Regions from separate parts of the Homo sapiens genome. Here region 1 is linked to region 2. Evidence: chromatin contacts called from ENCODE Hi-C or POLR2A ChIA-PET data. All regions are on one chromosome and are shown on one strand. The core of a region is the stretch at or near the end of the contact, and the rest is flanking DNA. Distances in the headings are between cores, read along the strand shown.

Region 1 (7,678 bases), core at 3,738-6,237, 43 kb before region 2:
GATTGTGCATAAAAATTAACAACTCAGAACAAAACAGGCAAGGCTCCATGATAAAATGTATCCTAGTTGTTACATTTAAAACTTTAGGGGTTTTGGATAACCAGCAGTTCAGGTAAGTCCATGTAAGTCAGAAGTGTGTTGTGGTTGCCAAAAATGCAATGCCTGTATTATATTTCAACGAAAGTTTCCTTTTAAAAATGTAATGCAACATAGTCATACACCAATATTCCTAGCAGCATGATTCACAATAGCCAAAAGGTTACTCAGACAGTCCATGGACAGATGAATGGGTAAGCGAAATATGATCTAGCCATACAATGGAATATTATTCGGCCTTAAAAAGGAAGAAAATTCTGGCCGGGCACAGTGGCTCATACCTGTAATCCTAGCACTTTGGGAGGCCGAGGCAGGCGGATCATGAGGTCAGGAGTTCAAGACCAGCCTGGCCAACACAGTGAAACCCCATCTCTACTAAAAATACAACAATTAGCCGGGCGTGGTGGCAGGCGCCTGTAATCCCAGCTACTCAGGAGGCTGAGGCAGGAGAATCGCTTGAACCCAGGAGGCGGAGCTTGCAGTGAGCCAAGACTGCACCACTGCACTCCAGCCTAGGCGACAGAGTGAAACTCCATCTCAAAAAAAAAAAAAAGAAAAAAGAAAAAGAAGAAAAGTCTGACCCATGCTTCAAACTGGATGGGTCTTGAGGACTGAGTGAAATAAGCCAGTCATAAAAAGGCAAATATTGACGAATCCACTTCAACAAGGCCCCTAGAGTAGTCCAATACATAGAGGGAGAAAGTAGAATGGGGCTGGCCGTAGACTGGGAGGAGAGAAGATGAGGAGTTGCTGTTGAATGAGGGCAGAGTTTCTGTCTGGGAAGATGAAAAAGTTCTGGAGATGGATGGTGGCGATGGCTGCACAACAATGTGAATATACTTCATGCCACTGAACTGTACTCTTAAAAACAGTCAAAATGGGCCAGGCGCGGTGGCTCATGCCTGTAATCCCAGCACTTTGAGAGGCCAAGGCGGGAGTTCAAGACCATCCTGACCAATATGGTGAAACCCCGTCTATACTAAAAATAAAAAAATTAGCCAGGCATAGTGGTGCATACCTGTAATCCCAACTACTCGGGAGGCTGAGGCAGGAGAATTGTTTGAACCCAGGAGGCGGAGGTTGCAGTGAGTCAAGACTGCACCACTGCACTCCAGCCTGGGCGACAGAGTGAGACTCGGTCTCAAAAAAAAAAAGTCAAAATGGTCAAACTTACATTAATACATATTACTATAATGTGTATTGATATATGGACCATAATGCATATTTATACATACAAATACATATACAAATAAATGTATATTTATACATTATAAATAATTGTACTGTATTGTATACAATATTGTATATTTATACAATTATTTATAATGTATAAATATTTATTCAGTCCACATAACATTCTGAGAAATTTCCTTATGATTTCTTTGTAAATGAAAGGAAGAAAGGGGCTAGATGTGAGAAAAACTGGACACTGTATATTTATACAATATAAATCAATATAAATAATTGTATAAATATTGTAAATTCAGTTTACAATAATACATATTACCATTTTTTTAAGAACCCAAAAAATGCAATGCAATCATCTGCTCCATTAATGTGAACAAAGGTCATTGTCGGGTTCCATACGCTGCTCTCAGAACACACCTGAAAACACTGTGAAAACAGGCTTGCAAAGGGATCCGCAAACATCGCCCACCTGACTCGCCTGCTCCACGAGACTCTCCTCCTTCCCTCTCAAGTGGGCTTTGCCTCTGAACCTGGATGGTTCCTCTCCCTCAATTAAGGGGCTATTGGCCACTTGGAAAAGGAGGCGGCCCCCAGCACATGTGCTGCTTCAGATCCCCAATGTCTCTGTTGCTCTGGTTCCTGGGACCCCGGTGGTCGAAGGCCCATCGGCCAGAGTAGCCCCCGGGACACTGAGAACATGGACATCCCCCAGGGAATCTTCCAGAAGCCTTAGCTCCCTGTCCCACTTCGTCTCTGACCCACTCTCCAACACACACACACACACACAAACACATAACCATCCTCAAGTCTCTGCCTCCCAATGCAACAAAGGATTGGTATATTCATTTACTCCACAAATATTCAGAGTTTGAGAGAAATTGTAAAATAAATTCTTTGAAAGATTTACCAGTTCAAGAAATGCATATCATGTATATGAATGACAATTAATATTTATTAAGTGCCACTATTATCAGAATTTATCTCATTTCTCTCGCCCCCTCTAAATAAATTAGTCTGTGAAGCTGAGACAGGAAAAGAGCTGCCCCAGGGTGGAAATCCTCAAATGGAGCCAGGGCACTGGGTCCCTGGGGATACCAGGTCCCAAGAAGAGGGCAAGAGTGAAGATGGAGCAGGTTCCCAATGTCTACAGAGGAATCTCCTCCAGGCCCTCCTACCTCTTCCTCCTCCCAAGGCAAGAGAACAGACTTACCCAGCTGGCCAGGAGGGGATGGAGGGCACCAGCCCAGCTCCTTCTCCCTCCTTTCTCTTGGGAACCCGTGGGAAGCCCACAGACTACATCTCTCCTCTGGGCCAGAGGAGGAGCCTGCAGGGGGCTAGGCGGACTGCTTCTGAGGTTGAGAGTGAGGAAGCCCTTTATTAAAACATGCCCCAGTCCTCCAATGGAACTTTTATCAGGAATGAATTTAACATTTTGATCTCCACCTGCCTGGCCCCTCAGCCCTACTTCTCAATTGGTTCAGAGCTCATGTGGGAAAGAATGGTTCTCCTCACTCCCCGGCCCATGGCAGACACCCAGCACCGCACCTCTTACATGGCGGGCAGGTCTAGGTGGGAGGTCTTCAAAGCTGGTTCTCACAGTGGGAGCCTGCATGAGGCGCAGGACATGCCAGTTGGCTCATAACCTCTGGGGCCAGCAGCACCTGATAGCCGCCAGGCAGTCAAAGCATGAGTTTTTCATCCTTCTTTTATTCTGGAACAATGGGAGTTTCCTTAGACAGGTAACCCAATAGACCCAGCATTTAGCCTCCTTGAAGAAAACACCAGAGTCTCAAATAACAAAACAAAACTAAATGCAAAGGGCTGTCCAAGTCCTCACTGTAACTCGAAATGGCATTGGGAACATTTATGGAGACTAGAAAATACAAGACCTCAAACCTGCTGGGTCTCAGACCAGGACACAGCCTCCTTCTCTCTGGCCAGTACACAAGTCATCAAACCACTGTCCATGTGTGAGCTGCCCAATCTACAAGCCAAGCCCAGCTGGAGACACCACTAACCCATCCCTATTTATTCTCTTAACCAAATAACTTCCAGATTTCCATTTCACCTGGCTAGAGAGCCACGTTTATGTCTCTAAAGCTTCGATCCTTCTTTAAGAACAAGAAATTAACAAAATCACAACGGCTCTTCCTAATGGTATTAAACATAAAACTTTCACGCTTATATAAACCTGAGAGCTCATGGAGTTAGTTCCACCTCCTCATTCCCCACACGAAGAGACTGTGGAGCTGTAAACTCAGTATATAACCCAAATGTAACTGGGGAAACTGGAATACAAACTGGATATTAAGAAATTAGTATTAATTGTATTAGTTGTGATAATGCTATTTTAATTACATAGGGAAACTTCCTTCTTCCTTCCTTCCTTCTTTCCCTTTTTCCTTCCCTCCTTCCTTCTTTCTCTCTCTCCCCACCCTCCCTCCCTTCCTTCCTTCTTTCCTTCCTTGGGTGAAGGAACAGAGATTGACACTACTGTTAGTATGGGTGTAACATCAAGATGTCTCCAATTTACTTTTTTTATATACGTGTGTATTTTTTTTGAGATGGAGTCTCGCTCTGTCGCCCAGGCTGGAGTACAGTGGTGTAATCTCGGCTCACTGCAACCTCTGCCTCCCAAGTCAAGCGATTCTCCCACCTCAGCCTCCCAGTTAGCTGGGATTACAGGCGCCTGCCACCATGCCCAGATAATTTCTATATTTTTAGTAGAGGTGGGGTTTCGCCATGTTGGCCAGGCTAATCTCAAATTCCTAACCTCCAGTGATCCACCCACCTAGGCCTCCCAAATGATTATAGGCGTGGGCCACCACGCCCGGCCAACATGTGTCTTTTTTTAAGCTTTACTGAGGTATGACTGACAAATAAAAATGGTATATATTTAGGTATACAACATGATGTTTTGATATATGTATACATCGTAACATGATGTTTTGATATATGTATACATCGTAACATGATGTTTTGATATATGTATACATCATAAAATGATCACCATGATCAAGCTAACATACCTATCAACTGCCATCATCACCCCTTGTGTGCGTGTGATGATGGCACTTGAGATCTACTCTCTTAGCAAATATCTTCACTTTTTTTTTTTTTAAACAGCTGGCCTGACCTAGGGTATACACAGCTGGTTAGTGGACGAGCTGGTTAACAGCAAGCGTGGTTCCTGCCAAGGCTGTTTTCAACATGCTATACTCTCAACACGGGAGCAGCTACACAAGACGACGGGGCCCTTCACACAGCCACACGGACCCTGCCCACTCAGCTTGGGGAGGTTCTACGTGCTCCCAATGAGGATGGCAGACAAGCCACACTTCAATGAGAGTAACTTGCTAGGTTGGCCTCTTTATCTGATTTTAATGGCCAAATACTCATGTAACATCGGCCCAGGTAACATTTGTTCTGAGTTTCAAAGACCACATCAGTGCACCAAGGAACTGGAATCTTTCATAACATAGTAACATGACGTAATAGAATCTGGATAGAATCATACAATAACAATCACAAACCGCTTGCTGTGTACCAGGAACTATTCTAAGTGTTTACAAGAATGATCTCAGTAAATCACAACATCCGATGAGATTATTATCTCCATCACATTGATGAAGTAACCAGGGCACAGAGAAGTTAAGAAAACCACCAAAACCACGGAGCCCTACACGACAGTCAGCGTTTTGGATGACTCAGCCGTACGTGCCCCTGTGATCACACTCCATTTCCGGATAGTCACATTTCATGTTTTTCACCGGGAGGAATGGTCCGGGGATAATTTCTTCTCATTCCTTTCTTTAAAAATAGTACAAAAGGATAAAAACAAAAAGTAAAAGAGAAAAATAAAATCTGCCACAGAGGCTAAAACAACATATCTGATGTCGAAAAAATGTTTTTCACTTTGTTTTTCTCAACAAAAATTCAAATCACTCAAGTACTGCTTGACTCTTCTCCAAACAAACCTAGGCAAGAAGTCCGTAGTATCTCTAAACAAACCCAGGCAAGAATCCACACGGCTCTACAGTTTCTCCTCCAGAGAACTCTGTGGGCCAGGCATGGTGGCCCATACCTGTAATCTCAGCAACTTTGGGAGGCTGAGGCAGGAGGATCACTTGAGGCCAGGAGTTCAAGATCAGCCTGGGCAATATAGAGAAACAAAAAAAAAATAAAAATTAAAATAAGCAAAAATAAAAATACAAAAAGTAAAAATAAGTAAAAAATCCAGGCATCGTGGCTCACGCTTGTAATCCCAACACTTTGGGAGGCCAAGGCAGGAGGATCACTTGAGGCCAGGAGTTCAAGATCAGCCTGGGCAATATAGAGAAACAAAAAAATAAATAAATAAAAATAAGTAAAAATAAAAATACAAAAAGTAAAAGTAAGTAAAAAAGTCCAGGAGTCGTGGCTCATGCCTGTAATCCCAACACTTTGGGAGGCCAAGGCAGGAGGATCACTTAAGGTCAGGAGTTCGAGACTAGCCTGACCAACATGGTGAAACCCTGTCTCTACTAAAAACAGAAAAAAATTAGCCAGGTGTAGTGGCACACACCTGTAATCCCAAATACTTGGGAGGCTGAGGCAGGACAATCACTTGAATCCAAAGGCAGAGGTTTCAGTGAGCCGAGATTGTGCCATTGCACCCTAGCCTGGGCAACAAGAGCGAAACTCCATCTCAAAAAATAATAATAATAAAAATAAGTAAAAAAAATAAATCAGCCAAGCATGGTGATACATACCTGTAGTCCTCGTTACTCAGGAGGCTGAGGCAGGAGGATCACTTGAGTCCAAGAGTTCAAGACTACAGTGAACTACAAAATTAACTTAAAATCAATATTTTTTTTTGAAATAGGATCTCACTCTATCACCAAGGCTGGAATGCTGTGGCACAATCTTGGCTTACTTCAGTCCCAACCTCTCAGGCTCAGGCAATCCTCCCACCTCACTCTTTTGAGTAGTTGGGACCCCAGGTGCACACAACTACACTCAGCTAATTTCTTAATTTTTTGGAGAGACGGGGTCTTGCTATGTAGCCCAGGCTGTTCTCAAACTCTTGGCCTCAAGCAATCTTTCTGTCTCAGCTTCCCAAAGTGTTGGGATTACAGGCATGAGCCACCACACCTAGCCCTAAAAATTTAAACATTTTAAAAAAGGAAAAAACTATCTGAAGGCTGCCCAGTGGCCAGCAGAGGCCTCTCATCATGATATATCAGAAAGTTACCAGTTATTCCCTTTAAGGACTCTAGGTGAGTTTCTGCAGAAAGAGTGACATGGGAAATAAATTGTTGTTGGCCTTCCAATACCTTTGCTAACTTCTCCAGTATTGATAATGACTTCGAACAAATCTTTATAATTTAATTACCTCTTGAAAGTGGTGCCTTCTGAAGCTAACACGAGATACAGACCATTCTGCAGAAGAATATACTCAGTAAAAAAAGACAGAGAGAGAGAGACACAGTGGAAAAAACTTAGACCCAAACACTGAGTTTCGAACATCCCAGAAAAGGAGACGTTGTCTTAAACAACCCATCCTAGACATGGCAAAATGTCTTAGGATGAATTGGGGAAGCTGCCAGTTGGGACACTCCCTAGTTCTATTCCAAAATCCCTTCCCTACATTTAGCCCAATTTAAGGTATCTCATGTAATTCTCAGAAAAGATCAAAGAATTCTCAAAGGAAGTCAACATCCAACTAAGATACAGCACACAGTATCTGACAGCAGGGAAGGAAGGGTAGACTCAAACCAGAACAACAAGGACAAAGAGTTCTAACTCCAAAGGGCTTGGGAATCACCGGCATAGAGCTTGCTGTAAAGTCTCCAACTGCAAAAAGAGAAAGGATTTATATCATGGCTACTATCCAGACTTTAGAAACATCTGAGCTTCCTCAAATACTAGTGTCAGAGGCACTGGAACCAGATCAACTCCATCTTGAGTAGGGACTGGGTAAAATGAGGCTGAGACCTACTGGGCTGCATTCCCAGGCAGTTAAGGCATGCTAAGTCACAGGATGAGACAGGAGGTCGGCACAAGATACAGGTCATAAAGACCTTGTTGATAAAACAGGCTGCGGTAAAGAAGCGGCCAAATCCCACCAAAACCAAGATGGCGACGAGAGTGACCTCTTGTTGTCCTCGCTGCTACACTCCTGTCAGCACCATGACAGTTTACAAATGCCAAGGCCACATCAGGAAGTTACCCTACATGGTCTAAAAAGGGGAGGCATGAATAATTCACCCCTTGTTTAGCATATCATCAAGAAATAACCATAAAAGTGGGAAACCAGCAGCCCTCGGGGCTGCTCTGTCTATGGATTAGCCATTCTTGATTCCTTTACTTTCTTAATAAACTTGCTTGCACTTTACTCTGTGGACTTGCCCTG
Region 2 (7,298 bases), core at 2,769-5,268:
AATTTAAGGAGAATAATATACCAAAAACACAGAATGGTACTCTTTAAAGAAGTGAACTGTATGATCTCTGAATTTATACATCAATAAAGCTATTTTTAAGAAAATTTTTCAGCCAGGTGTGATGGTGTCAACTTGTAGTCCTAGCTACTCCAGACGCCAAGGCGGAAGAATGGCTTGAGCCCAGGAGTTCAAGAGCAGCCTGGGCCACGTAGCAAGAGCCCGCCACTAAAAAGAAAAAGGAGAGATTTCAAGTAGCACTGGGGGCTTCCTGACCACCCTGTCTAGAACAGCATACACCTGCTTCCCCTCTATCCTCTATCACAGCCGTTATCACAATGTGTAACTTATTCATCTGTAGTCATTTTCAGAGCCCAGAGCCCACTTCCTCTCCCAATCATGAGTGTAGGCGCCAAGTCCACCGTAATAGGGACCATGAGGGGTCTCGGTGCCTGCTCAAACGTGGTGCTGAATACACGATTACAGAACGAGGGGATAAAGTAGGTAAATAAGGAATGGAGAAGGTAAAAAATGGACAAAAACCGGGTGCAGTGGCTCACGCCTGTAATACCAGCACTTTGGGAGGTTGAGGCAGGCAGATCATTTGAGGTCAGGAGTTCAAAACCAGCCTGGCCAACATGGCGAAACTCCGTCTCTACTAAAAGTACAAGTATTAGCCAGGCATGGTGGTGCACGCCTGTAGTCCCAACTACTACTCGGGAGGCTGAGGCAGGAGAATTGCTTGAATCCGGGAGGTGGAGGTTGCAGTGAGCTGAGATCGCGCCACTGCACTCCAGCCTGGGCGACAGAAAGAGACTCCGACTCAGAACAAAAAAAAAAAAAAAAAAGAAAGAAAGAAAGAAATGAACGAAAACCATAAAAGAGGAAAAAGACGCCTATATCACCTGACAAGGAGGCATACAGGGAAATGCCAACACGTGGGCACATCACAGACCACGTACTGTTTGCAGCATCCAAGAGGAGAAAGCGGGCCTTGCACGTTGCTAATCCTGGAGTCAGCAAATTTTCCCACACCTCCGCTGGCCACACCCACCTGAACCTGAACCACCCCCACCACCACCCACACAACGTGCACTGGAAAGAAACAATTCTCAAGGAAAAGACTGGAGATGCACCCACCTTTGGTTCCAATATTTTCATGACTGTGCCTTGCAGAATCATAGTTGTGGTGTCTCAAACACAACATTGAAAATGAAAGAGTCAGGCCAGGTGCGGTGGCTCACGCCTGTAATCCCAGCACTTTGGGAGGCCGAGGCGGGTGGATCACGAGGTCAGGAGATCGAGACCACCCTGGCTAACATGGTGAAAATGGCAAAACCCCATCTCTACTAAAAAAATCCAAAAAAATTAGCCGGGCGAGGTAGCGGGCGCCTGTAGTCCCAACTACTCGGGAGGTTGAGGCAGGAGTATGGCGTGAGCCCGGGAGGCGGAGCTTGCAGTGAGCCGAGATCATGCCACTGCACTCCAGGCTGGGCAACAGACCGAGACTCCATCTCAAAAAAAAAAGAAAATGAAAGAGGCCAGGCGCGGTGGCTTATGCCTGTAATCCCAGCACTCTGGGAGGCCAAGGTGGGTGGATCACGTGAGGTGAGGAGTTTGAGACCAGCCTGGCCAACATGGTAAAACACCGTCTCTACTAAAAATATAAAAATTAGCTGGGCGTGGTGGGACACACCTGTAATCCCAGCTACTCAGGAGGCTGAGGCAGTAGGATCACTTGAACACAGGAGGTGGAGGCTGCAGTGAGCCAAGATTGCACCACTGCACTCCAGCCTGGGTGACAGAGTGAGAGTCTCTCTCAAAAAAAAAAAAAGAAAAAAAAAAAAGAGTCAGCCAATCACACCCTTGAGGAGGAATTTGTTTTCATTTTTCCCAGGATATGTGTTTCCCGGGGGGGAAGTACCTAGAGCTTGAATCATTGTAAAATGCTCAAGCAAATCACCTATTTGGATGATGCTGGTCAACTTGGACCACAGCTGGAAATGGGAAAGTAAATCTCCTCCTAGATTTCATATTCAATCAACCAGCTCAACCAGCTCTTTCTCCATCCTTGGATGAAGACTGTATTGCAGGAGCTGGTTACTCCCTGCCCTCAGGGTCTCAGAGAGGCTTCCAGAAGAAGGGGCTACCATGAAGTAATGGAGGAGGGAGCTGGAGAGAAGGGACCTAGAGTCAGAGAAGACAACACTGTGGCTCAGCAGAGCAGACAGGGATGGGGGAGAAGGCAACCATGGGGGCGTTCCCAGAGACGCTTCAGTGAGAAGGAAACTTCTAGCTTGAGGTAGGGGATGGTGAGGAAAGAAATGTGAAAAGGAAGGCTGGTATGATTTCCTGGAGTTCCCTTCCCCTGGCAGTGGGAGCTTCTGGGTTTTAAGCTGGGGCTGGGTGACAGGATCCCATGGGCAACTGAGTCCAGTCCTCACGGCGGCTCTGCCCGCCCTGCCAGGCCTCCTGCCCTGGGTTCCTCAAGCCTGGACTGAAAGAAGTCATGGAGAGGTCTGGCCATGAACGCAGGGCATGAGAGAGGCTGGAGGGTGGCTGTGCAGGAAGATGGAGATGAGAGGGGCATTTTACAGTATAAGGAGGGTGATAGGCAGCAGGGACAGAGGAAGAGGAGAAGGCAAAATGGAAATTGGCATGGGGGTGGGGTCTGAAGGAGCAGGACTCTTGGAAGTGCAGCAGAGGGAGCCTTCCCTAGAAAGAAAGCAAGTCTGCGGTATCAAGATGTGAAGCAGTGACGTCACCCTAGGTGGCCTCGATCTCCTCTATAAAAGGTCAGAGAAAATGGGGAACAAGTTGTACTGTAAGGGAAAGAGCTAGAATAGCCCACATAAGGACAACTGGAGGCACAGACTTATTACGCAGCAATGGAGGATGCCCAGGGAGATTTGGACGCATGACTTTACAGAGTTCAATACCTTGATTTTTTTTTTTTTTTTTTTTTTTTTTTTTTGAGACAGGGTCTCATTTTGTCACCCAGGCTGGAGTGTAGTGGCGTGATCTTGGCTCACTGCAACCTCCGCCTCCCCGGCTCAACCAATTCTTGTGCCTCAGCCTCCCAAGCAGCTGAGACTACAGACTTGCACCACCATGCCCTGATAATTTTTGTGGAGGGTTTGTTTTTTGTTTTTTGTAGAGACAGGGTCTTCCTATGTTGCCCAGGCTGGTCTCGAACTCCTGAGCTCAAATGATCCACTTCAGCCTCCCAAAGTGCTGGGATTACAGGCATGAGCCACCACATCTGGCCAACAGCTTAATTAAAAAAACAATAACAATAAAAAGCTTTTGCCAGATATTAACTAGTATTTTCTTCTTGTTTTATGGGTTTTTACACTGAACTTTCTAATACCTGGAATTTGTTTTGGTGTTTGGCGCGACATGACGGTCCTGAACCAGGGAGGGAGCTGTTTCCCCAGGGGTATCTGGAAACAAGTCAGAAACAAACTTCCACGGGGTAGGAGTCAGGGAAGCTGAATGTCCGGAGTGCACAGCACAAACCTGAGCAAGGAAAGATCATCTTGGCTGTGGTGCCAATGGAACTGCCACTGAGAAACACAATGAGCTGTTTTCTTCCCAACAAGCCAACCGCTAATCCCAGCACCATTTGATTGATGCACCCATTCAATCCTACACGCGACAAGAAATGCTGAGTGTCTCCTCAAAGCCCAGTCCTCTTCCAAGCAGCACTGGTACAAACAAATCAGATGCTCGCATTTGCCCTTTCTCCCGTCGATTTCAAAACCTTCACATAAAAACGCCATTTAAGTGCTCTGAAATTCATAAACAACTTTAAAGGGCTGGCAAATTATTGCTAAGCAGAAGTCTCGTTGGTCCTGATAAGAAGTACTTGTAATAAATGTTTAACAACGCATGCCAATATTAAAGCTAAGTGTTTGTTCTTGTAAAGCAGATTAAACAATATGACCATGTCATGCTGATATCACGGGTTTGCTCAACAAACTCCTGTCTCATAGATACTGGCTCCAGCCAACTTCGGTCTAACCCTGTTGACTGTCACTTGGCATTCCAAATGTATGAGGGTCTTGATTAATGACGTTTCACTGGTTTCACTTATATAACAAGACAATTTCAGGTGTTAATTGTCCTATCTGTTTATACGTGCTAGACTGTGGCTAATTTTTAAAGACGGGCGCTTAGTAATGTGGGCATTGAGTCAATACACAGAAAGTCTAAGCAAACAGCGGAGTTTTCTCGTTAGTTCACTGCCTGTCTCTGGACTGAACATGGTGCATATTACAGCTGTATCACTGTGTCACCCATAAAGAACATGACTCCGAGGCTCGCTGATGAGTGCAACTGTTTCCTGGGCATTATGTCTGCACTAGAGATGAAATATTACTTTACAAAGTCCCCACATCTCTGACCATGGGCATGGAACTTAAACGCTTTAGGTCTGCAAAATGAGCTGGCTGGGCTGAAGCCAGCTGTGGAAACCCCCAGAAGGAGGTATGGGGAGTGCCTATTTTTAGAATTTCCAAAGACACAACAGAAACTACACATTTACCCACAATACGATGGCTCAGGCTAAACCACATTTGGTTGAATGATGTCAATTCAACATGCAGTGACCAGTCTTACCCCCAGAACAGAAGCCTCTTTGGCAGCTGGGTCTCTCCTTTATCAACAAAAATTTAAAGGAAATTACTTAATGCTCAAAAATACAGTTTTCCAGCCAGGCGCGGTGGCTCATGTCTATAATCCCAGCACTTTGGGAGGCTGAGGCAGGCGGATGGAGGTCAGGAGTTCAAGACCAGCCCGACCAACATGGAGAAACCCCATTTCTACTAAAAATACAAAAATTAGCCAGGTGTGGTGGCGCATGCTTGCAGTCCCAGCTTCTCGTGAGACTGAGGCACGAGAATCACCCACGAGGCAGAGGTTGCAGGGAGCTGAGATCATGCCACTGCACTCCGGTCTGGGTGACAGAGTGAGACTCCATCTCAAAAAAAAAAAAAATTTTTAAAAACACAGTTTTCTTGGTCATTACGGATTAAAATCTAAGGTCCCTTACGTTCTAAAACTCTATCATTCTAACTTTCAAAGGAAGTTATTCATACCAAGAATAACTCAATCTCAGCATCACCCTGTACAATACATAATGAACAGTAACAAACAGCTTTCTCTCCTAGCTTTCCTACACTTGTTTAAATCTTTGCAACTAATTAAGGTGTACCTATTTATAAGGCATACCATATTTCCAAAAAGAATTAGACACAACTGTATATTCTCTGAAGATACTAAGAAAAGGTCTGGATTTGCCCAGTTAGGAGTTTCTTCCTCAATTTCTTGCTTTTAGAAAAGCTCAAATAAGGCCGGGCGCAGGGGCTCACGCCTGTAATCCCAGCACTCTGGGAGGCCAAGGTGGGCGGATCACCTGAAGTCAGGAGTTCGAGACCAGCCCAACCAATATGGAGAAACCCTACCTCTACTAAAAATACAAAATTAGCTGGGCGCGGTGGCGGACACCTGTAATCCCAACTACTGGGAAGGCTGAGACAGGAGAATCACTTGAACCTGGGAGGCGGAGGTTGCGGTGAGGTGAGATCACACCATTGCACTCCAGCTGGGGCAACAAGAGCGAAACTCAGTCTCAAAAAAAAAAAGAAAAAGAAAAGCTCAAAAAACTACATGCCCATTTTTGTCTCTTTTATCTTTTTTCTTTTTTTTTTTTCCAAAAGCAACAGGAAAGTTTTCAATTGGCCCCAGTACTACCACCTGCCACAAGATATCAAGAACTGGGAAACCAGGGACCTGCTCTGTGACATGGATGAGTCTCACGTCTGCAATGGTAACATCAGGGCCAAAACAACCACCCTACTTCAAGGCCTATTATGGAAGAACAGTTGAGATGCTGATGGGGGAAAAAACACACTTAGAAGTTCAATGCATTATACAATATAGTTGTTACAATACAAATTATTATTAATAAAATTATTTTAAAGTATACTGAATTTTTTGCAAATCAAATATTTTTAAATGCATTAACAGGGAGGTTTCTATCCCCATTCTCTGCAGGAATTCTATGGTGCACGCCTTCATAAATGAAAAATAAATCACCTAAAAAACCAATTCTGCATCCCAGATTTACATTCAATAGTAAATTTTGAGTCTTTATAGAATAGCTGTTCATGTAAATACTTCAAGAGACAATTTTTTGAGTGCCCACTCTTCTGGAAACTGAGCTAAGAAACATCATCAATCATCTCACTGAATCCTCACAAGTAAAGTGGGATCGATTATCACCTTTATCCAAGAAAGACAGGTGGGCACGGAGCGAGGACTCACCCAAGGTCCCACACCCATGAAGGGGTGAACAACGTCCACCTGAAACCAGAACCGGTGTTCTAAGCCATTCTGCAGTTCTGCAGGGCAGATGTCCATGTGAACACAAGCTGGCAAGCGGATGCCAACTTGTTGTAAATCACTTTCAAACACCAGCTCACAACTTTTCACTGCATCTGGCTTCACGTGTCCAACGTGGTCCTCAGATCGCATCATTAGGGCTTCTGCCTTCTTCCTGAGTACTTCCACACATTTGCTGCTTGTTCCTTTTCTGCTAACAAACAGATCAACATAAATTGCTTAAGTAGACAATGCAGGCAAAACAAGAAAGCAAAACCGAAGGGAAAAAGGAAAAAAAAAAGCCTGCTTGCAGGTTATAATCCTGGAGCCGTATTTCTGCCAGAATGATGTATCTTATTCTAGCCCTGGAGAGCTCCAGGCTGAGGTCTCTCCAATCCACGCAATTCTGCGCATCTGGAACTCATCACCTTTTGCCCACATAAACCTGGTCCTGTGTATATCCTCAGTAGAAGGCACCAATCACCAATTACCCAAGCAGGAGACCTGTTAGCCCTTCACTTCCAACTGATGCTCCTAAATCCAAAATGATCCCAATGAAGTGACTGCCTCAGGGATCCTTTTGTCTATCCTGCCCCTCCAACCCCACTGCTGATTTGGGGCACTAACCTCTCCCTGACTCCCCTGTTCCAGGACTCCACGAGCAATTTAACTGGAATCCCTAACGCCAGTCTTAAGACTTTTTAACGACAGCTCCAAAGTGGTCTTTCAAACACACAAAAAAGCTAATCATGTTTCTGTTTAATTTCCTCACTGACAGGATAAAAACCAAATGACTAAGTGTGGCATAAAAAGTCCCACTTGGGAGGCCGAGGCAGGCGGGTCACTTGAGAGCAGGAGTTTGAGACTAGCCCGAGTAACATGGCAAAACCCTGTCTCTACAAAAAACAAAAATTAGC

What was found. Hi-C counts contacts between places; a loop is a spot of excess contacts on that map. ChIA-PET counts read pairs that join two places held with the same protein, here RNA polymerase II (POLR2A). Pooled maps may share reads with other maps.
Region 1: a loop to region 2 is called in a pooled map, with 8 times the contacts of the local background. The contact joins two enhancer-like sites. A Hi-C loop is called at or near these places in 5 of 168 maps with a recorded cell type or tissue (CD8-positive, alpha-beta T cell, PC-3, naive thymus-derived CD4-positive, alpha-beta T cell and 2 more), 2 of 37 single-sample maps with no recorded cell type and 12 of 50 pooled maps. POLR2A ChIA-PET finds 5 or more read pairs at or near these places in 4 of 52 experiments (activated CD4-positive, alpha-beta T cell, activated CD4-positive, alpha-beta memory T cell, activated T-cell and 1 more).

The regions. Positions count from the first base shown.
Region 1 is chr10:12,446,165-12,453,842 of GRCh38, reverse strand. All of the region lies in intron 1 of CAMK1D (calcium/calmodulin dependent protein kinase ID), which reads right to left. Among named protein-coding and RNA genes, the nearest start is that of CAMK1D, 100 kb to the right of the region's middle. RefSeq lists an enhancer at 4,238-5,437. Within about 2 kb of position 4,987, at least 14 of the 41 ENCODE cell types and tissues checked have a DNase peak (open chromatin) inside an H3K27ac peak, as active enhancers do.
Region 2 is chr10:12,402,396-12,409,693 of GRCh38, reverse strand. All of the region lies in intron 1 of CAMK1D (calcium/calmodulin dependent protein kinase ID), which reads right to left. Among named protein-coding and RNA genes, the nearest start is that of CAMK1D, 56 kb to the right of the region's middle. RefSeq lists an enhancer at 4,387-4,496 and a silencer at 4,627-4,676. Within about 2 kb of position 4,018, at least 3 of the 41 ENCODE cell types and tissues checked have a DNase peak (open chromatin) inside an H3K27ac peak, as active enhancers do.